Linked DNA regions of Homo sapiens: region 2 is linked to region 1. Evidence: read pairs that join two places in POLR2A ChIA-PET (ENCODE). Cell type or tissue: MCF 10A. All regions are shown on one strand. Links, peaks and the distances in the headings refer to the core of each region. The heading gives the core; the rest is flanking DNA. Region 1 overlaps SMIM13 (small integral membrane protein 13). Region 2 overlaps MAK (male germ cell associated kinase).

Region 1 (11,930 bases), core at 3,881-11,880:
ATATCCTTCAAACATGAAGGAGAAATCAAGACTTTCCCGCTAGGGGATTTAGTCAACACCAAACCTGTCCTACAAGTGATAAAAGGAGTTCTTCAACCTGAAAGAAAAGGACATTACTGATAAGAAACCACCTGAAGGTATATAAAAAGGTGCTCAACATCACTGATCATCAGAGAAATGCAAAACGAAACTACAATGAGATATCATCTCACCCAGTTAAAATGGCTTTTATCCAAAGGATAGACAATAACGATTGCTGGTGAGAATGTGGAGAAAAAAGGAACCCTTGTACAGTGCTGGTGGAAACACTGTGTACATAAATTAGTAACACCACTATGGAGAACAATTCGGAGGTTCCTTTAAAAATCTAAAAATAAAACCACCATATGATCCAGCAATCCCACTGCTAGGTATTTCCCCACCTACCCCCCTAAAAAAAGGAAATCGATATACTGAAGAGATACCTACATTCCCATGTTTACTGCAGTACTATTCACAATAGTCAAGATTTGGAAGCAACCTAGGTGTCCATCAACAGACAAATGGATTTTAAAAATGTGGTACATACACACAATGGAATCCTATTCAGCCAAAGAAAAGAATGAGATCCTGTCACTTGCAATAACATGGATGAAACTGGAGGATGTTAAATAAAATAAGCCAAGCACAGAAAGACAAACTTTGCGTGTTCTCACTTATTTGTAGGAGCTAAGAATTAAAACAACTGAACTTATAGAAAGTAGAATGATAGCTCCCAGAGGCTGGGAACGGTACTGAAGGGGCAGGGAGTGGGAATGGTTAATGGGTACAAAAACATATTTAGATAGAATGAATAAGATCTAGTATTTGACAGCACATCAGGGTGATTACAGTCAACAATAACTTACTGTACATTTATAAAAATAACTAAAAGAAAATAAAAGAATTATAATGCAAAGGATAAATGCTTGAGGTAGTGAATACCCCATTTATCCTGATGTGATTATTATGCATTGCATGCCCGTATCAAAATATCTCATGTACCCCATATATGTACCTACTATGTACCCACAAAAATAAAAAATACATACAATAATGTATTGTATATTTCAAAATAGCTAGAAGATTTGAAATGTTTCCAACACAAAGAAATGATAAATGTTTGAGGTGATGGATATGCTAAATACCCTGCTTTGATCATGGTAAATTATATGTATGTATTGAAATATCATATATACTCCATAAATATGTATGATTATTATGTAACAATAAAAATAATAACAGCTAACTTTTAAAACTCTGGGATAAGAACTGTAAGAAAATGCTTTGCACATATCATCTAATGGCCAAATTGTTATTCAGTTTAACTAAACTGTTCTGTCATACACTTCTGGTATGCCACACTCCTTGCTGCTAATAGGGCTCAAAATCTATTCATCTATGGTATTGGTAATCATCTTATGACAAATATAACACGAAATAGAAAGTCACACACATAGTTCATCTCTTGTTATTTTAATAAAGCAGCTTTTAGTTCAAGTTAGAAAATTCCAAAGACTTAGCTTAAACAAAAAAAGGGGAATTTACTAAAAGCTACAGAGGTGTCTGAGAGAGCACGGGAGGAAGCGCCCTTACGAGGGACAAGCACTAGGAGAAGGTTCTCGTGAACTGAGGTCATTTGCTCAGCATTATCTGTTTCTCTCTGCACAGCGGCTCCATTTTCCTCTACGCTTCTCTCTGTAGATTGCTCCTCCTCCCCCCAGCTTTCTAAAACACAAACCTAGAAAAAACACAACGTAGAATCTCTGCCCTAAACTGAATTCAAGTGTCAGCCCCAGGAGCAGGTACAGTGAACATGGATATAGGGCCTATCCCTGAGAGGACATGGATGTTTTTATTTATTTACTGTAGAGATAGGGTCTTGCTTTGTTGCCCAGACTGGTCTCAAACTCCTGGTTCAAGTGATTCTCCCGCCTTGGCCTCTCAAGGTGCTGGGATTACAGGTGTGAGCTGCCACTCCCAGCTGACATGGGTGTTTTTTGAGATTTAAGAGGGGAGTAGAGGGAACAGCCTGGAAAAAGATCCCCAGTAATGATATCTCCTCTACCTTTATTAGACAATAGGCTCTTGGAGGACAGCCTCTATCACAGGAGCCACCCCAAAAAAAAACCCAGACAGGCAATTATTTTGTTAGATAATGTCTAACCAAAACTTTTAATCTTCTTGGAATCTGCCTCAATTCCTTTAAAACACAGGCCTGACCTTTGATAAAGGTCCACACTGCAAAAAGTCCTCCACCTCTAGAGCAGAGGAACTACTTAGTCAGGGCAAGGTGGGGTCACAAGAAGATAGGCCTGACCTTTGGTCCATACTGCAAAAAGGTCACAGGCCTGATCTTTGGTCCACACTGCAAAAAGGTCACAGGCCTGACCTTTGGTCCATACTGCAAAAAGGTCACAGGCCTGACTTTTGGTCCACACTGCAAAAAGTCCTCCACCTCTAGGGCAGAGGAACCACTCAAAGTCGGAGCAAGGTAGGGTCACAAGAGGATAGGATTCATATTTTCCCTTTCAGGGAAAGGAACACCTGTAAAAGTAAGGCAAGTTCAGAATTATTATCCAGTGGAACGATTCTAGTTAAAGGTATGTGATTATCACACTGCACCTTTCATAAGAGGGATCATTCGAACTTCAAAATCTGCTGAGGAGTTTTTAGAAAACACAGATTGCCAAGAGCTCATCCCAGATATCCCAAAATCAATCTCCAGGGATTGTGCTTATTCATTTTTTTTAAGCTCCCTAGAATGATTGCGATGGACATGCAGCCTTGGAAAAGACAAAAAGCAGTGAAAAAGAAGCATGAGTGCTGCTGCCAGTGAATTGTGGAGACTGGCCAAGGAAAAGAAGAAAAAGATTAGCAGTGGGGTGCCCATGGGGGATAGACAGAACAACAGTTGACTACAGAACCTGAGAAGACTCCACTTGAGAAAAGGCAGCTTAATGCAAAAATCAGTATTTACTAGTGAGACGGTGTAGGTATGTATGTAAGGGGAGCAACAAAGAAACTGGCCAGACATTGCTGATGAGTGGAGCAATGCTGCAGGAGGACCATGGATATGATGACCAACATAATGGATAGTCAGAAGTGGACATAAAGAATGACTGTATCTTGCTCCAAGTAGAATTGTATTATGTCTGGTTAATAGAATGTTTAATACAGCACTTATGCATTCAGAACTCGTTCTCTTTTATACAATGAGTGGAAGAGAAGACAAGTGCAAAGTTATGTAATAGAAAATAAAGCATCACCCTTTACATGATATTGGTAAGAGAGCACCAAATAACAGCAGAGGGGTGTGTATGCAGGTGTGTGTGTTGGGAGGGGGAGAGGCACCTGTATAACCATAAATATAGACCAACCTAATCCGGACTCTGGGCCCTAATGACTAACTTCTCCCAGGTGAGCATATGTATTTTGGGGGACAGGGGAATGAAGGAAGTAAAACCACTAAAACCCAGGCAGCCTTCTTCTGAAAAAGACTTACCCATTGCACCCTGCATGCCTACAGCGGACTTCTAACAGAAGTATAGCTTATACAATTCCCAGACCCAAAGTGCACATATCAGAAACTTCTTAACTCTTATTCTATGGGCATGGGTCTGGAACCATGTCCTGGGATTTAGTAAGACAGAAACAGTAGAGAGTGAAAGAAGAAAGGAGAGGTGAGGGGCAAAGTACAGTCCACAATATACTGATTGTTAAGATGGGTTTTGCAGTTTTTCAGCTTAAAAGGAAGTTTATGTCTTGCTTCAGTATCGCATTGTATGCCAGAATAACTAATCAGCAATAGAGGGTGTGTATTCTGAGATAGGCAAAAGAGCACTCACTTCTGTGTGCCAATAACTAAGCATTTGTTCAAATGATGAATTTCATGAAACACACTGTAAATTGTTTTCTATGTAAGATAAACATGCTGGCAGCAGAAGGGTTGTGATAGATGAACTTGAGTGATGAACCATCACTATCAACACACCACAAACCCAGGGGAGAAGTGTAATTTCACCTTCAATTACACAGTTATCAGTTCACACAGTGCTTTTACATTCAATCACTGTGCTTTTACACGACCCATCTGAATGAGACCAGCAATCATTATTCCCATTTTCTAAATAAGAAAATAAAGGCACACAGTGACTCATGACATTGGAAGACAGCCAGCTACATAAGACAGAGCAATGAATCTTAACAGCGTATCAAATTTCTCAGATTTTCATGGTGACAGTATGACTGAAACACAAAGCACTATCTAGAGAATGAGAATACGATTTTGCTACTTGCTGTAGTCTGAATGTTTGTGTGCTCCCAAAATTCATATATTGAAATTTAATCCCCAATGTGACAGTATTTGCAGGTGGAGCCTCTGGGAGGTGATTAGGTCATAGGGTGGAGTCCTCATGAATGGGATTAATGCATTTATTAAAATAACACCCCAGAGAGCTCCCTCACTCCTTCCCCTTCTGCCATGTTTGGACACAGTGAGAAGACAGACATCTATGAACCAGGAAGCAGGCCCTCACCAGACATTAAATCTGCCAGTACCTTGATCTTGGATTTCCCAGCCCTCTAGAACCATGAGAAATAAACTTCCGTTGTTTATAAGCCACCTGGTCTATGGTATTTCTGTTACAGCAGCCCAAACCGATTAAGACACACTACCCAAGGTATTTTCAGTCCAAAAGCCCAGGTGCAGTATAACTACAAATTCTGATCTTTGTAAATTGTGGAATCATTCCAGTGGAGTTATATAATCTCACCTTCATGATAGTATCTAAGTAGCTAGTTGACTGGCTCACTACCAATTTCACATTTATAAAAAGCTCTTTTCCATTTTCAATCTTATTACCTTATTTCCATTTTATTCTGAAGGCAGCAAAGGCTCATCTATGAGACAGTATGTCCAAATCCTAAATGTAGACTAAACCAAGTAAGCCAAGCTCTTCTAATTCTTAAAATTCTCCCTCTATTGTACACACCCCTTTCTCAATGACACACTAGGCAATGCTAGAAGTTATTAAGCCCCTGGAGTTACCACTATCAAATCAATACAAATTTGAATCATAGTACCTCCAAATCCAAAGCTTTTCTATCCAATAATCATAAGACATTTCAAGTTACCTTTTAAAATCTCTTCTCTCCTCTTTCTGTTCTCTTCTTCTTCTTCTGGTGATCACAACACTGCCATGGATCCAAATATCATCGTTATTATAGATGATGAGGACCAAATTTTCTGTTTTTTTGGAGATGGAGTCTCGCTCTGTCGTCCAGGCTGGAGTGCAGTGGCACGATCTGGGCTCACTGCAAGCTCCGCCTCCCGGGTTCACACCATTCTCCTGCCTCTGCCTCCCGAGTAGCTGGGACAACAGGGGCCCGCCACCACGCCTGGCTAATTTTTTGTGTTTTTAGTAGAGACGGAGGTTCACCGTGTTAGCCAGGATGGTCTCGATCTCCTGACCTCGTGATTCGCCTGTCTCGGCTTCCCAAAGTGCTGGGATTACAGGCGTGAGCCACCGAGCCCGGCCCGAGGACCAAATTTTCATCCATACTTTCCACCTTTCCTGAACCTCAAGAGGGAATTTCTACCTGGCTAGTTTGAAGACATCTCAAAAACAGTGAGTGAGTGAGAGAGAGAAAGAGAGAGAGGAGAGAGTGCACGCGCATGTGTCTGCTGTCTGTCTCCATCCAACAGCTCTTTGGGAGAACTACATTCTCTCCCCATCTCTATGGCAGAAAAGAGTTCTTCTTCAGCATTTTGTTCCCACTTTATCTTATCCCAGTGCTATAGATTCTATTTTAATAAACCCTCTCACATCTGTTTCCTTCTCTACACTCCTAGTGTCATTCTCTATCCTAGATCACATCCTTGTATCTATCAACTGGATTGTCCCCATAATTTCTTATATCTCAGAGGCATGTTAGACTGCAATGTTCTTCCATGAATCCTAACTCAGTAACTTATTTCCGACTTCGGCAAGTTAACCTCTATGTGCTTCAGTTTCCTGTTCTATAAAATGTGAATAACAGTACCCATTCTCAAAGGGTATGTGGTAATTAAAAGTTAATACATGTAACAAGCTAAAGTGAATGCCTAAAACATAATAAGTACTCATCAAATATTAGCTCTGTTACCATCTCATAGGCTCCAACCTCCTCCCCTCTAAGGCAAAGAATACAGATATGAGACTACTACCACTGTAACTAAGAATTTTAAGTATTATTAATATATAACTTTTAGATCGTTCTACAATACTATTACCTCAATATGACCTATTTTGGGTAATTGCTTTAGCACCTCATGCTCACTTTCATCCTGCATAGTACTGACCACCTTCCCTATGAGAAACAAGTTTCTTAAGGAAACGAAACGTATGGTTTAATCAGTTTTCCAGTGTGTTCACTATGCCTTAAAGTAGCACCTGGCACAAAGTAGATACTCAAAACAAATCAACTATTATTCTCCCTGTCCCAACCCCACTCCCAAAACTATCAAGATTTAATTAATTTGACCAATTGATTCATTACAGAGCTCAATGTCTGCTCTGAAGAGTCCTACTATATAACATAGTAGCTACTGTATAGCAAAAGCTGCTGGTGCCCTTTCACAAAAGTACCAAACAACCCTCAACCAAACTGACCTGAGATGTACAGAACATTTCAATCAATAGCAGAAAAAAACATTCCTTTTGATTATATATGGGACGTTCACAAAGGCAAACCATATACTGGCCATAGGTGGTGGTTCATGCCTTTAAACCCAGCACTTTAGAAGGCTGAGGTGGGCAGATGACCTGAGGTCAGGAGTTCGAGACCAGCCTAGCCAACATGGCGAAACCCCATCTCTACTAAAAATACAAAAATTGGCCAGGAATGGTGGCATGCACCTGTAATCCCAGCACTTTGGGAGGCCGAGGCGGGCGGGTCACCTGAGGTCAGGAGTTCGAGACCAGCCTGGCCAACATGGTGAAACTCCATCTCTATTGAAAACACAAAAATTTGTTGGGCATGCAATCCCAGCTACTTGCAAGGCTGAGGCACAAGAATCGCTTGAATCCGGGAGGCGGAGGTCGCAGTGAGCGGAGATCTTGCCACTGCACTCCAGCCTGGGTGACAGAGAGAGACCCTCTCTTAAAAAGAAAAAAAAAAAAAAAGATAGACCATATTCTGTATCATAAGTCCCATTAAATGTAAGAGTAAACCCTCCTAAATTTTATCATACAAAATACATTGTGTGACCATAAAAAAGTCAAATTAGAAACTGATAACGAAATATCTGGAAAAGAACAAATATTCAAAATTTAACAACATACTTCTAAATAATCCATGGTTCAAGGGAGAAATCACAAGTGAAATTAGAAAATATCTTGAATTGAATAAAAATTTAAACGTCAAAATCAATACTTACAAACAACTATTAAACGTCGGCCAGGCATGGTGGCTCACGACTGTAATCTCAACACCTTGGGAGGCCAAGGCAGGCGGATCACGAGGTCAAGAGATTGAGACCATCCTGGCCACCTGGTGAAACCCCGTCTCTATTAAAAAAAAAAAAAAAAAATACAAAAAATTAGCCGGGCGTAGTGGCGGGCGCCTGTAGTCCCAGCTACTTGGGAGGCTGAGGCAGGAGAATGGCGTGAACCCGGGAGGCAGAGCTTGCAGTGAGCCGAGATCCCGCCACTGCACTCCAGCCTGGGCGACAGAGCGAGACTCCGTCTCAAAAAAAAAAAAAAAATACAAAAATTAGCCGGGCGTGGTGGCAGGCACCTGCGGTACCAGCTAGTCAGGAGGCTGAGGCAGGAGAATCAGTTGAACCCGGGAGGTGGAGGTTGCAGTGAGCCGAGATCGCGCCACTGCACTCCAGCCTGGCAACAGAGCAAGACTACGTCTCAAAAAAAAAAAAAAAAAAAAAAAAAAAGAAACAATTATCATTAAATGTCTATTTTCTTAAAAATAAGAAAAGTCTAAAATCAATAACCCAAGATTTCCCCATAAGAAACTTGAAAAAGAAGTACAAATTAAACTCAAAATAAGCAGAAGGAAAGATATATAGATATACGCATAAACCAATGAAACAGAATATGGACAAGCAATAGGGAGAAAACAATCAATTAAACCAAAGGTGGTTCTTGGAAAAGATCAATAAAATTTATAAACCTCTAGTCAGGCCAATTACAAACAAACAAGAAAGGACACAAATAATCAATATCAGATCCTACAGGTGTTAAAAGGCTAATTAAGAAATATTATAAACTTTATCCCTGTAAATTATACAATTCAGAGTAAACAGACACAGTGCCTGAAAAACACAAACTCTGAAAGCTCATTCAAGAAGAAACAGGTAAGTGGAATAGTCCAATATCTAATAAAGAAACAGAATTTGTAGTTGAAAATCTTTCCAAAAAGAAAAGTCCCAGCCCAGATGAATTCTACCAAACATTTACAAAGAAATTATGTCAAATGTGACAGACACACTCTAGTAATCCCAATGAGTCAATCCTTTGTGTAATCTTTATATGACTCCTCCTCTTGAATGTGGGTAGAAACTGATCTGCTTCTAACCAACAGAACATGGCAAAGCTGGCCAGGAGCAATGGCTCATGCCTATAATCCCAGCACTTTGGGAAGCTGAGGTGGGCGGATCACCTGAGGCCCAGAGTTTGAGAACAGCCTGGCCAACATGGGGAAACCCCATCTCTAGCAAAAAATACAAAAATTAGCTGTGTGTGGTACTGCATGCCTGTAGTCCCAGCTACTTGGGAGGCTGAGGCACGAGAATCGCTTGAACCTGGGAGGCGGAGGTTGCAGTGGGCAGAGATCACACCACTGTACTCCAGTCTGAGTGACAGAGTGAGACTCTGTCAAAAAAAAAAAAAAAAAAAAAAAAAAAAAGAGGAAGGAAGGAAGGCCGGCCGGCAGGGCATGGTGGCTCACGCCCGTAATCCCAGCACTTTGGGAGGCCGAAGCAGTTGGATCACCTGAGGTCGGGAGTTCGAGACCAGCCTGACCAACATGGAGAAACCCTGTCTCTACTAAAAATACAAAAAAATTAGCCAGGCATGGTGGCCCATGCTTGTAATCCCAGCTACTTGGGAGGCTGAGGCAGGAGAATTGCTTGAACCCAGGAGGCAGAGGTTGCAGTGAGCCGAGACTGAGCAATTGCACCCCAGCCCGGGCAACAAAAGTGAAACTCTGTCTCAAAAAAAAAAAAAAGAAAAGAAAAAAGAAAGAAAGAAAGAACATGGCAAAGGTAATGGGATAGTTAATCCCTTTATTAGGTTATATTATTTGGTAAAGATGAAGGGATTTTGAAACTATAATTAAGGTCTCAATCAGTTGATTTTTAGTTATTCAAAAGTGAAATTACCTTGGGTGGGCCTGACTCAATTAGGTAAAAACCTTAAAAGAGGGATTGGGACCCTCCCTGGTGTCAGAGATTCAACTGGCATGAAGAGGTGAGCCACCTTGAGTCCTCAGTCACAAGGAACTGAATCCTGCCAACAACCACATAAGCTTGAAGGAGGAACCCAAGCTCCAGAAAGGAACGCAGCCAGGCCAACACCCTGACTGCAGCTTTAGGAGCAGAGGACCCAGCTAAGCCAGGTGGAGACTCCTGACCCACAGAAACTGATATCTAATAACTGTGCGTTGTCTTAAGCTGCTAAATTTATGGGAATTTGTTATGCAGCAATAGAAAACCAATATAGCAATTGTATGTAAATGCTTCCAAAAATCCAAAGAGACAGGAACAGTACCCAACTCATGTAATAAGGTCTGCATTAACACGATGACAAAACCAGACAAGGGTGTTTAAGAAAACCACAAGTATTTCTCATGAATATAAAGAGAAAAATCTTAAATGTTTACTAAATTAATTGCTACAGTATAGAAAATGGATAACATGTCATGACCAAAACAGGTTTATCTGAGGAATGGGTTACTTTCACATTCGAAATGCAACAAAATCCACCATATTAACAGACTTAAAAGAGAAAAAATACAGCCGGGCGTGGTGGCTCATGCCTATAATGCCAACACTTTGGGAGGCCAAGGTAGGTGGATCACTTGAGGTCAAGAGTTCGAGACCAGCCTGATCAACATGGTGAAACCCCGTCTCTACTAAAAAATACAAAAATTAGCTGGGTGTGGTGGTACACGCCTGTAATCCCAGCTACTTAGGAGGCTGAGGCACGAGAATCACTTAAGCCTGGGAGGAGGAGGGTGCAGTGAGCCGAGATCATACCACCACATTCCAGCCTGGGCGACAGAGTGAGACTCCATCTCAAAAAAAAAAAAAAAAAAAAAAAAGAGAAAAAGTGCATGACCATCTCAATACAGAAAAATCATTAAAAAAAAAAATCCAATATCCACTCCTGATTTAAAAAAAAAAGAAAAATCACCACAAAGTAGAAACAGAGGGGAAGTTTTCTTCCTAAACTTGATAAAGAATATCTATTAAAATCCCACAGCTAATAATTTATTTAATGGTAAAAGGCTAAATATTTCACTCCAAAAGATCAGGGAGGAAGGTCTGCTCTCACTCCTTTCTTGCAACATTATAAGGCCCTAGCCAGTGCAATGAGGCAAAAGCTAAAAGACAAATGTACACATTGGGAAGAAAAGGTAAAACTACCTTCAACTGCCTGTAATCCCAACACTTTGGGAGGGCGAGGCAGGTAGATCACTTGAGATCAGGAGGTTGAGACAAGCCTGGCCAACATGGTGAAATCCCATCTCTACTAAAAATACAAAAATCAGCCAGGCGTGGTGGCGCGCACCTGTAATCCCAGCTACTCAGGAGGCTGAGGCAGGAGAATCGCTTGAATCCTGGGGGCAGATGTTGCAGTGAGCCAAGACCGCGCCATTGCACTCCAGCCTGGGCGACAGAGTGAGATTCCGTCTCAAAAAAATTAAAAAAAAAAAACAAAAAGAATAACTTTATATGTCATACCTTAAAAACTTGATAAGAAGGACTTATCAAACAATAACAACACAAAACAAATGACATTTAAAAATAAAAAGGCAGCCGGGTGCGGTGGCTCATGCCTGTAATCCCAGCACTTTGGGAGGCCGAGATGGGTGGACCACCTGAGATCAGGAGTTCGAAACCAGCCTGGCCAACATGGTGAAACCCTGCCTCTACTAAAAATACAAAAATTAGCTAGGTATGGTGGCACATGCCTGTAATTCCCAGCTACTGGGGAGACTGAAACAGGGCAACCTTTTGAACCCAGGAGGCGGGGGCTGCAGTGAGCCAAGATTGTGCCACTGTACTCCAGCCTGGGCAACAAAGCAAGACTCCATCTCAAAAAAATAAAAATAAAAAGGCAAGCTACAGAATAGAAGAAAATACTTGCAAAACATATCTGATAAAAACAAACAAAAAAAACTTGTATCCAGAATAAAGAATTGTTTACAACTTGATAAAAGTAACACAATTTTTTAAATGAGTAGAAAAAACTTGTAAAGATGATTTACACAGAAGGTAGAAAGAATGGCAAATAACACATAAAAGATGCTGAAAATAATTAGTCATTAATGAAACAAAAATCAAAAGCATAATACCCATCCTCTAGAATGGCTAAATTAAAAACAGACAATACCATCAAATGTTGGTGATGGATGCGGAGTAACAAATTCTCACTCATGACTGCTGGCAATGCAAATGTTTGGCAGTTTCTCAAGAGAAATGAAGTTACTCAAGAGAAATGAAAACATATGTCTACACCAAGATTTGCAACTGAATGTTAATAATACTACTAACTACTAATACTACTACTACAGGCTCACGCCTGTAATCCCAACACTTTGGGAGGCCCAGGCGGGTGGATTACTTGAGGTCAGGAGTTCGAAACCAGCCTGGCCAACATGGTGAAACCCCGTCTCTACTAAAAATACAA
Region 2 (11,930 bases), core at 1,850-9,849, 300 kb after region 1:
GAGCGTGGATTACGAGTGGGGCAGAGGAGGGACGTGAGGCTAGCAGGTGAAGTCGTGAAGCCAGATGAAGGAGCGTGTATATCTTGAAGACTAGAAGGTCATGAAGGATTTTCAGCAGAATTGTTGATGTGATCAAATTTTTGGAACTGGCTGATTAGCAGAAGAGTGGAGACGATTGAAGAGGTCAAGACTGGACACCAGGTGGCCAGTTAGAAGGTCAATACAGTCATCTTGGTTAGAGGTTAGAAGGTCAGTGCAGTCATGTTGGTTAGAAGTGGTGGTGGCCTGACAGGAAAATAGCTTTGGGGATGGATGTAAGTGGATACAGTCAAGGGACATGTAGGAAGCAGGCTCTATAGAAACTGGTGACTGGGCATGAGGGTGGAGGGAGGAGTAAAAAATGGGGAAGAGTCCAGGCTAACTCCTGGGATTCTGGCTTAAATGTATAGTGGTGGTGCCATGTACCATGTACCATGTCAAGGAGGGGAAAATCACAGGCTTAGGGGTAAAGCTGAATTCAGTCTGGGGCATGATGACTTTTAGTCAATTGAATATTTGCATTTAAATCTCAAAACAGAGGTGCAGGCTAATGATTTGGAATGGTTAGTCTACAGATGGCAATTGAAACTCTTTAGAGGGAGAAGAAAAGAGGTCCTCATTTAGGGCACCGAGAAACCATGGCATATAAAGGATGGGCCCTGGAATAGGATCTTACAAAAAAGTCTGAGGAGCCACCAGAGAAATAGGGTAGAAACCAGGAGAATGTAGAAAATATCTGAAACCAAGGGAAAGATCTAAAGAAGCAGAAGCACGTATCAAGAAGTCTGGAGTGTGATGATTCCAGAGCTCTTTCAATGGCTCAACATTGTACCCAAGAAATTCAGATGTTTTCTATGATTTTCATGCTGAGCGGTTAGCATTGTTTTTGTCCTCAAATGTGTCACCTAATGACCACCTTATGGCTACTTCACCTCCAGGCATTACGTCCATGTTCAAGGAGGGAAGAGGGCAGAATAATACGAGCAAACTCTTCTCATCTTTTATCAGCTAGTGATAATTCTTCCCCAGAAGTCCTCAAGGACATCCCCTTACATCTTACTGGCTAGTATTGGGTCACGTGGTCTCTCTTCCAAAGGAGGCTGAGAGAGTGAGTATTTACTCTTCCAGTCTCTATATTAGGAGGCAGAAGGAAAGGGGCTGGAAATGGCCTTGTGATATTTCAACAATATCATCGGCTGTGGTGTTCCTTGGGTTTGGGGAATATGACATAACTGGCGGCCACGGTGAGCACTGTTCCAGTGGAATAGTGGAAGCCAGACTGCAGTGGGACAAGGAGTAGCGGGAAGTACGGCAGTGGAGGCATGGAGCTTTGGAGAGTTGTGAAGGATGAGTTACTGAGTTGTTAAGAAAGCCACAAAGGGGTTGCCCAGTGTCAGGAAGAGTCCGCCTGAAATTACATGGACGAATGTGAAAGTGGAGCCGCTGGGAGCATTTTCATGACTTTGCTTTCCACCTCCACCCATCTGTATGGAGAGGGGAGACTGGAGGATGACAAGGCAGGAGAGGGGAGACTGGAGGATGACAAGGCAGGAGCAGTGGAACGGTGGGAGAAGGGGATGTTCAGAACGTGTGTGTGATCTTGAGAGTGTAGTGGGTGAAAGGCTGATGGTGGGGCCAAGCTGGATGAGGAGGCAAACCACGCCACACAGGTGGTTGTAGGAATAGCCACAAGTTGAACAAGAAAGAGGTTGTATAAAGAAGTTTTGAGGGTAGCGACGGTGAAAAGGATAGGAGGTTATGATCAAGAGTCTGAAGTTAGGTTGTTAGGTCTTGGACAGTAGGACCATTCCTCATAACAAGGAGTTTATGGTAACTGTGGTAAGACAGAGGTGAACATCTCTTAGGAGTTAAGCAACTGTGAAGCCAGGCTACTGGCAGGGTTATCAGTTTAACCTACATTGAATATTCACTATAGCCGTTACTCCTCAAGTCTGAATGAGACAGTGATTGTTATCTACAAGAGTCATACAAGCAGGCTTTGCCATCTCTTTAAAGCCCGATATAGAGGGATAAACTTTACCTGAAAATTACAGATATTAGAGTCTTCATTCTCCCTTCTCATTTTTTTTTTTTGTTTGTTACCAAAACAATTCACATCCCATAATATCCTATCAATCTTTTGCTTGGTGATATAAAATTTTAGGCATTTCCAATTTAGGCTATAAATATTCTAGGTATAACTTGTTAGATACCGCTTTAAGATCCATCGATACTTTTCCCCTAAAATTAAAAATAAATTCCAGGCCGGGTGTGGTGGCTGATGCCTGTAATCCCAGCACTTTGGGAGGCCAAGTGGGGTGGATCACCTGAGGTCAGGAGTTTGAGACCAGCCTGGCCAACAAGGTGAAATCCCATCTCTACTAAAAATACAAAAATTAGCCGGGTGTGGTCGTGTGTGCCTGTAATCCCAGCAACTCAGGAGGCTGAAGCAGGAGAATCACTTGAACCCAGGAGGCGGAGGTTGCAGTGAGCTGAGATCACACCACTGCATTCCAGCCCAGGCAACAGAGTGAGACTCTGTCTCTAAATAAATAAATAAATACGTTCTACATTGAATACATTTTGTGGAGTAGCTGAAGAAGAGCTGCCTATTCTTAATTTTCAGAGTGGGCAGTAAACATGTCCCCTTAAAGGGAAATTGATTACCTGGAAGGTGTTTTCATTCTAAAAACCTTTTAAACAAAAGAGCCGGTGTCGGGGGCTGGGAGTGGGGGTTTCTATTGGAATTAGAGAAGTTCAGCTATGGAATTTAACAAGTTCCATGTGTTATTAGATATGGAATTTAACAAGTTCCATATGGAATTTAACAAGTAGGAAGTAAACAAGTTCAGAATTACGTTGAGAAGCAGAGAAGAAGCTGAATGCTGGCCCTCTGCTTTTGGGAGTTGGCCTGAAGAAGCAAGGGCATGGCATGGCAGTTGGTAGATGATGGACAGGGTGGTGTAATCTGCTAATGTAAACATGGAGAAGAAAGTCTGTGCTTAATTCAGCAGGCAAACCTTTTGAGCGGTCTAGAAATGCAGTCAAAACTGGCTAGGATGTGTTGGAGGGGGAATGGTTAGAAGTTGGGAGAACACTACACTGAACAAAATAAGAGGTTTCTTTGAATGTTTCCTTTGGGGAGTTTTAATTTAGATCACTGAAATCTTGTCTTTTCTGCAATTTTTTTTAAAAAAAGTTATTTACTTTATGATAGAGGATGGTAGAAAGATTCCCTCACTTAATTAAGTTAATAAATATCTATTAAGCCCTCTGCCCTTTAAGAACTTGAGAGGTAGTTCTATTTCTGAAGTTGATTTCCTGTGTCAGATGGGAACACCATGGTACCATCTCTTATTTGTTCATTGCCCTGGCATGGAGTGGATATTGACGAATTAATAAATGACAAAAGATGGCAAGGAACCTAAAAGGAAATGCCTTTTCTTAGCTATTCTAAGCAATTGGTTTACCTTTGGGATAATCATTTTGTAAGGAAACTTCTGTATTTGTTGTAAATAGATACATGCATTGCCTTAGGGAAGGGAAGTACTGCTGAGAAGTGGTAATTGCTGGAAAGAAGAAGAGATGAAGAGAGTACATCTGGATGGATGAAGAGAATACAGATTTTTTTTTTTTTTGAGACGGAGTTTTGCTCTTGTTGCTCAGGCTGGAGTGCAATGGCGCGATCTCGGCTCACTGCAACTTCTGCCTCCCAGGTTCAAGCGATTCTCCTGCCTCCGTCTCCCAAGTAGCTGGGATTATAGGCATGCGCCACCATGCCCAGCTCATTTTTGTATTTTTAGTAGAGACGGGGTTTCTCCATGTTGGTTAGACTGGTCTTGAACTCCTGGCCGCAGGTGATCCACCTGCCTCAGCTTCTGAAAGTGCTGCGATTACAGGTGTGAGCCACCGCACCCGGCCAGCTTTTTTTTTTTTTTTTTTTTTTGAGACGGAGTCTCGCTCTGTTGCCCAGGCTGGAGTGCAGTGGTGCGATCTCAGCTCACTGCAAGCTCTGCCTCCCGAGTTCACGCCATTCTCCTGCCTCAGCCTCCCAAGTAGCTGGGACTACAGGCGCCCGCCACCACGCCTGGCTAATTTTTTGTATTTTCAGTAGAGATGGGGTTTCACCCTGTTACCCAGGAGGGTCTCCATCTCCTGACCTCGTGATCCGCCCGCCTTGGCCTCCCAAAGTGCTGGGATTACAGGTGTGAGCCACCGTGCCCGGCCTCAGATTTTTTTTTTTTTAAGAGACAAAGTCTCCCTGTGTTGCCCAGGCTGGAGTGCAGTGGCTATTCACAGGCTCGGTTATAGCACACTACAGCCTCTAACTTTTGAGCTCAAGCAGTCCGCCTGCCTCAGCCTCCAGAGTAGCTGGGACTACAGGCGCACACCAGCATGCCAGTGAGAGTGCAGATTTTACAGGTAGAATGAAAGTTTCAGTTATCACTGAAGCTTGAAAAGTAACTTGAACGTATTTTTATTTGGCTTCTAAAAGATTGGATACTTTTAAAATTCTAGACCTGGAGTGGTGGCTCATGCCTGTAATCCCAGCACTTTGGGAGGCTGAGGTGGGCGGATTACCTGAGGTCAGGAATTCGAGACCAGCCTGGCCAACATGGCAAAACCGCATCTGTACTAAAAATACAAAAATTAGTCGAGCTTGGTGGCACACACCTGTCATCCCAGCTACTTGGGAGGCTGAGGTAGGAGAATCGCTTGAACCTGGGAGACAGAGGTAACAGTGAGCCGAGATCACGCCATTGCAGTCCAGCCTGGGTGACAGAGCGAGGCTCCATCTCAAAAATGAAATAAAATTCTGAAATTACGTTTCAAGAATCATAGCAGGCTGGGTGTGGTGGCTCATGCCTGTAATCCCAGCACTTTGAGAGGCCGAGGTGGGCAGATTGCTTGAGCCCAGGAGTTTGAGACTAGCATGAGCAACATGGTGAAACCCCATCTCTACAAAAAATACAAGAAGTTGCTGGGCGTGGTGGCATGTACCTATAGTCCCAGCTACCCAGGAGGCAGAGGTGGGAGGATCACCTGAGCCCAGGAGGTCAAGGCTACAGTGAGCCATGATCAGGCCACTGCACTCCAGTCTGGGTGACAGAATGAGACCATGTCTCAAAAAAAATAAAATAAATAAAAAGAATCATAGCAGATTATATGTGCAGTTTCACATGGATATGATCATTTTATTAATCAACTTTTCTTTCATAGCTGTATTTGAATTGGCTTCTGTTTTATTTTAAATTCATCATTGTGCTAGATTTACATTTTACATTTTAGCAAGACATTTTATAAATCTATGGCACTGAAAAGTATCTTTTAATAAGCTAGTAAACCCCCATTTCATCACGCTTCTTCATAAATATCTAGTACCTGAGTAACTGCAAATGAAATTCTGATTCACTAAGGATATTTTAGAAATAATAGCAGTGATGCCCTTGAGGTCATCTCAGTGATGTCCTTTATTTCGTCTTATAGTCAATCATAGATATTGGTAAACATGAAAACATCTAGTAGTTATTGAGTGCTGAACTAAGCAGTTTGCAAGATGCTTTTCTTATGCAGTAGTTTCTACTGTATGGCTAGCTAAGGAATTTGAGGCACAGACAGGTCATTAGGTGACTTGTCCAAAGTCATATGGTGAGTGACTGGGCAAGGATTTGAATCCAGGCAGTGCGGTTCCACAGCCTCTGTTCTTGGCTGTGATGTTGTGCTGCCAATTTTTACTCATTTCCTCACCTGTGTATTATACCCCCATAGAGCCTCTGGATCTTAAGGATTATTGTAATTAATAAAGACAACGCTAAGCTTCCCAAGGATCTTCTGGAACATCTCGATAGGAGATTATAATACTAAATGAAAGCAGCATGGCATATTTGGTTTTTCTTTTTCACAGCCCAGCCTTATAATTCCCATGCCTGAAGAAACATTTTTTAGAATATGAATCCTGTTTTTTTTAAATTTTTTTTTTTGAGACAGAGTCTCACTCTGCCACCCAGGCTGGAGTGCAGTGGCGCGATCTCGGCTCACTGCAAGCTCCACCTCCCGGGTTCACGCCCTTCTCCTGCCTCAGCCACCCAAGTAGCTGGGACTACAGGTGCCCGCCACCACGCCTGGCTAATTTTTTGTATTTTTAGTAGAGATGAGGTTTCACTGTGTTAGCGAGGATGGTCTCGATCTCCTGACCTCATGATCCACCCGCCTCCGCCTCCCAAAGTGCTGGGCTTACAGGTGTGAGCCACCGCGCCCGGCCATGAATCCTGTTTATTATCCCCTGTTTTGTATGGTGACTAAAAATCTGTTCATATAAAAACACATGTTCATATAAAAACAACAACTAACTGGTGTATATAGTGGAAATAGTTTTTACTCTTAAATACACTTTTGGTATATTTATCTCTAATAGAAACCAACATTGGGATGAAAGAGGGGAAGTAAAGAACAAAATTCAAGAAAGCCATTTCTCATCTGTCGCCCAGGCTGGAGTGCAGTGGCGCAATCTTGGCTCACTACAACCTCTGCCTCCTGGGTTCAAGTGATTCTCCTGCCTCAGCCTCCCAAGTAGCTGGGACTACAGGCGCCTGCCACCACGCCCAGCTAATTGTTTTGTATTTTTAGTAGAGACGGGGTTTCACCATGTTAGCCAGGATGGTCTTGAACTCCTGACCTTGTGATCCGCCCACCTCAACCTCCCAAAGTGCTGGGATTACAGGCGTGAGCCACCGTTCCCGGCCAAGAAAGCCATTTCTAACGTTTGTAGTTACTTCTGAATTTTTGCCAACTTAAATCATTTAAGTAGGGAGACATTTAACTTTATGGGCCTCTTAAGTTCTAAAAAGAGAGAATCTTGAAAAGGACCCTTTAAGAAAGGCACAATTAAACTGATTAGAGAAATGTTAAGAACTCACCCAGAAAAGAAGATTAATGGTAATTTTTTCACTTTTGATTAAAGCTGAATTTTGGATGTGACGTAGGCCTACCAAGTAGCCTTGAGGTATAGGAGGTGATTTCCTTATAAGGATGAGGACAGAGAAAGATAGCTCGCCCAAAGTGAACCAGTAGTGGAGTAAGAAAGCCAACAGTGTAATGTGTGTCTTTGAATCCTCAATCCCTGAACACTAAACTTTCCCTAATTTATTTTAGGATGAAGAGAAAGTTCTATTCTTGGGATGAATGCATGAACTTGAGAGAAGTTAAGGTAAAATCCTAAAGATGAAAAGAACCTGAGAAGGCCTTAACACTACCTGAGGACCGTAGTTAAGATGATTTTATTCTCTGTGGGAAGCATTCTGAAGATAATTTTGTTTGTTTTTCCTTTATATTCCTAAATTAATTTCTCATTTCTTCTGGTTCTGATGTCAGTGGAGAACAGCGTATAATTATATCCTCACATTTGAAAATTCACTTTCACTTTTAAAAGAGCATCTTAAAATCATATTATGCAAAGACAACTTTTTTTTTTTTTTTTTTGTGACAGAGTCTTACTCTGTCACCCAGGCTGGAGTGCAGTGGTGTGATCTCAGCTCACTGCAACCTCCACCTCCTGGGTTCAAGTGATTCTCCTGCTTCAGCTTCCCGAGTAGCTGGGACTACAGGTGTGTGTCACCATGCCCAGCTAATTTTTGTATTTTTAGTAGAGACAAGGTTTCACCATGTTGGCCAGGCTGGTCTGCAACTCCTGACCTCAGGTGATCTGCCCGCCTCAGCCTCCCAAAGTGCTGGGATAGCAGGCAAGAGCCACCACGCTCAGCCACCAAAGACAACTTTTTAAATTACTACATACCATTTCCTTAGATTTTATGCTTAAAGACTTGGATACAATTTTGGATACCTTTGCATGGTTAAGTCAGACAAAAGTTAGACCTATTTATAAACCAAGGGAAAAACGTAACAGATTGAAATGTTTAATAGCTATTGTTGGCTTGATTTATTGTTTGCACTTAACGTTCATTACTTAAAGCAATTATGTAGATATTAAAATGTAATTAATTAATGAACCCAGGAGAAATGGAAAATTACATAAGGTAATTATTACACTTAGCATTGATGCAATTTTGCCAAATTCTGTAAGTTTTTTTTAAGAAATTTTAAGGCATATTTGTTATTTTTCAGTCTCTGAAGAAACTTAATCATGCCAATGTTATTAAATTGAAAGAAGTTATCAGAGAAAATGACCATCTTTATTTTATATTTGAATATATGAAAGAAAACCTCTATCAATTAATGAAAGACAGGTATGTTTTTATTCATGTTTTTCCCTGTTATTCTCTCCATGAGTTCTTTGGATCCTTTTGATATGTCATACTTTATGAGAGAAAGATTGATTGCTCCAAAAGGTAAATTTAAATTAACCAGTTCTGTTACCTTTATCAAAGGGTAACATTTAACACTGAAGAACCAGCTGTGACATAGCCAGCATTTTTCTGTTGTAAATCCTTGAAAGTGAAGGCCAGTATCTCATATAAATACACATACTATCTATTTATGCTTTTTAAAATACAAATTTATGTATAGTTTATTACTCAATAATAAAGCTGGCCTTGGGCATTATTGAGAAAATTATCTTGGTTGCTCTCCCAAGCATCTTGTGAAGGTTAATGAAAGAATGGAGAAAGGAATGAAGTTGCTTTCAAGAAAGGATCTAAAAAGCTCAGTCATTAGAATGCACAAGTCAGTGATAAGACTTGATGTGTTACCAATCCCAAGGAAATTCACAATTTTTAAATATGTGTGGGCAGAATCTGTAAAGGGAGAGCTTTGGTCTTCCGCCCTGGGCTTGGGGAGATAATGTTTTGGTGGTGGTTCTGGTCATGTCTGGGAGATTAACATCCATTTTGCCTGCTTTTAAAGTGAGAAATGTTCAACAACAAACTCTGAAATACTTAGAAATAATTTTCCGAAGTAATGATGTTGATTTCTCTTTGATTCTTACACACACACACACACACACACACTCTCGCTCAAGGTCTGAGGATGTTACTTGAATTATTCTTTAATCATATTTTTCCCTTTCTCAAAACATATTTATTGAATGCCTCTTATGTTCCAGGCCGAAATCATCATAACATTAATGTCAATTAAAATAAAAGTAAATTTCTGCCCCTCAAATCAGTTTTTACTTTTTCAGAGTCCCTTCTAGGCCTTCTATATAGACATGCACGCCTTTTTACTTAGTTGTAATTTTAGTGGGACAAAGTTTTTTATTTGATTAATTTACTTACAAGTATTTTTTATGTGGATACTTAGTCTTTATAGTTATAAATAATATATTCTGTTAAATGGCTATACTAAGCTTCACTTTTTGAACTATTTAAAATAAATAATTAGTGTGAAAATAGGTTGGTAATTATTGTATATAATATTGATGGAATTATTACCATTAAAGGTGATAATTATAAGGGTTATGAAAACGCTTGTAAGTGAAAAAACAAACCAAATTGTGTGTATGTGACTTTCATTCCTAATATAAAAGTTATGTATGCAGATGGATTAGGACTGGATTAGAATACTGAAAAATTAAAAGTTTCTTAATCAGGTGGTGGGATTATGGGTAATCTTAATTTTCAGCCTCTAATAAATTTTGTCCTTTAAAATATTGAAATGATATATACTTACATGAAATATCAAGATACCCTTGTTGAAGAAAAAAATGAAATACATGTAAATTCATGAAATATTAAATTTTCATCTATTTTTGAAATATATATAAATCTGGATGGATGTGGTAGTTCCTGCCTTTAATCCAGTACTTTGCGAGGCTGAGGTGGGAGGATCACTTGAGCCCAGGAATTTGAGACCAGCCTAGGCAACATAGTGAGACTCCATCTCTACAAAAAAATTAAAAAATTAGCCAGGTGTGGTGGCACACACCTGTAGTCCTAGCTACTTGGAGGCTGAGGTGAGAAGATTGCTTGAGCCCAGGAGGTTGAGGCCACCCATAATCCCAGCCACTCGGGAAGGTAAGACAGAAGAATTGCTTGAACCCAGGAGGCCAGCTAATTTTTGTATTTTTAGTAGAGACAGGGTTTCACTGCGTTGGCCAGGAGGGAGAGGTTGCAGTGAGCCAAGATTGCACCACTGCACTGCAGCCTGGGCAACAGAAGAAGACTCCATCTCAAACAAAAAAGAAAACATACATATATATATATATATATATATATATATATATATACTGTATAAAGCTACACTAATACAGTACCCATTAGTCAGATGTGGCTATTGAAGTCCTGAAATGTTTGCATTGAAGAGTGTTGTAAATGTAAAATAAATTGCACATCAGATTTTGAAAACTTGTTACAAAACAAATTTATTAATAATTTTTACTCCAAGCTTGATGGCTCATGCTTGTAATCTCAGCACTTTGAGAGGCCAAGGCGGGAGGATTGCTTGAGCCCCAGGAGTTTGAGACCAGCCTAGGCAACATAGCGAGACCATGTGTCTCTCTTTTTTTTCAGAGACAGGGTCTTGCTCTTTCACCTTGGCTGGAGGGCCAGAGTGCAGTGGTGCAAACATGGCTCACTGTAGCCTCGACCTCTTGGGCTCCAGCAATTCCCCTGCCTCGGTGCCCCAAGTAGCTGGGACTGCAGGCACGTGCCACCATGCCTGGCTAATTTTTGTATTTTTAGTAGAGACAGGGTCTCACCATGTTTCCCAGGCTGGTCTTGAACTCCTGAACTCAAGGGATCCACCTGCCTTGGCCTCCCAGAGTGCTGGGATTACAGGGGGGAGCCACCGCACCCAGCCCGCATCTCTTTTTCAAAAAATAAAAATTAAAAAGGTAAAATTTTAAAAATAAATAATTAAAAAAACATTGTTTTAGAGGCATAGTCTTGCTGTGTCACCCAAGCTGGAGTACAGTGGTACAGTCAGCTCATTTTTATACTGATTACATGTTGAAATAATATTTGGCATATATTAGGTTAAATTAAATATATTGTTAAAAATTAATTTTACCTGTTTGATTTATTTTAACATGGCTGCTAGAAAAATGATGTTAAGTACACAAGTGGCTCTCATATATATTTCTTTCTTTATTTTTTTTTTTTTTGAGATGGAGTCTCGCTCTTTCACCCAGGCTGGAGTGAAGTGGTGTAATCTCAGCTCACTGCAACCTCCACCCTCCGGGTTCAAGCGATTTTTCTGCCTCAGCCTCCTGAGTAGCTGGGATTACAGGCATGTGCCATCACGCCAGCTAATTTTTGTATTTGTAGTAGAGATGAGGTTTCACCATGTTGGCGAGGCTGCTCTCGAACTCCTGACCTCCACCCACCTTGGCCTCCCAAAGTGCTGGGATTACAGGCATGAGCCACCATGCCCAGCCGGCTCTTATATTTCTACTGGACAACACCAATATGCAGAATAGAACTGAAGCATTTATTTATATCTCTAAATTTATTTCCCCCCCGCTTTTTTTTTTGGAGGCAGGATCTCACTCTGTCACCAGGCTGGAGTGGAGTGGCACAGTCACAGCTCACTGCAGCCTCGAATTCCCAGGCTCAAGTGATCCTCCCACCTCAGCCTCTCCAGCAGCTGGACTACAGGCATGCGCTACCACACCTGGCTAATTTTTGTATTTTTTGTAGACACAAGGTTTCACCATGTTGCCCAGGCTGGTCTTGAACTCTTGGGCTTAAGCGATCCTCCCACCTTGGCCTCCCAAAGTGCTGGTATTATAGGCATTAGCCACCACATCCGGCCATCTCTCAAATTCTTCAAGCCTGCATAATACAGATTTGCATGCTTGGCTTATCTGTTAGTAATTCAGTTTTTCAACTTGCTTTGCTCTTCTTGGGACAGTTTAAAATTTAGCTATTTAGGCCAGGTGCAGTGGCTCATGCCCGTAATCCCAGCACTTTGGGAGGCCGAGGTGGGCAGATCGCCTG

The links. Peaks named below come from ENCODE experiments on the same cell type or tissue, not always from the same donor. Only the 100,000 strongest peaks of a DNase experiment are listed, where the experiment ranks them.
Region 2: POLR2A ChIA-PET joins it to region 1 with 5 read pairs; 2 of 35 experiments call an interaction of 5 or more read pairs at or near these places.

Annotation. Positions count from the first base shown.
Region 1 is chr6:11,113,001-11,124,930 of GRCh38, reverse strand. The region is part of intron 1 of SMIM13 (small integral membrane protein 13); the gene reads right to left. Among named protein-coding and RNA genes, the nearest start is that of ERVFRD-1, 7.2 kb to the right of the region's middle. In MCF 10A, for the core only: no CTCF peak of the experiment used is centred there; DNase peaks (open chromatin) are centred at 4,190 and 8,570.
Region 2 is chr6:10,814,202-10,826,131 of GRCh38, reverse strand. MAK (male germ cell associated kinase) reads left to right here. Exons shown (of 15, transcript NM_001242957.3): 3 at 7,192-7,246; 4 at 8,161-8,282. Among named protein-coding and RNA genes, the nearest start is that of MAK, 18 kb to the left of the region's middle. RefSeq lists a silencer at 11,492-11,677. In MCF 10A, for the core only: no CTCF peak of the experiment used is centred there; no DNase peak of the experiment used is centred there.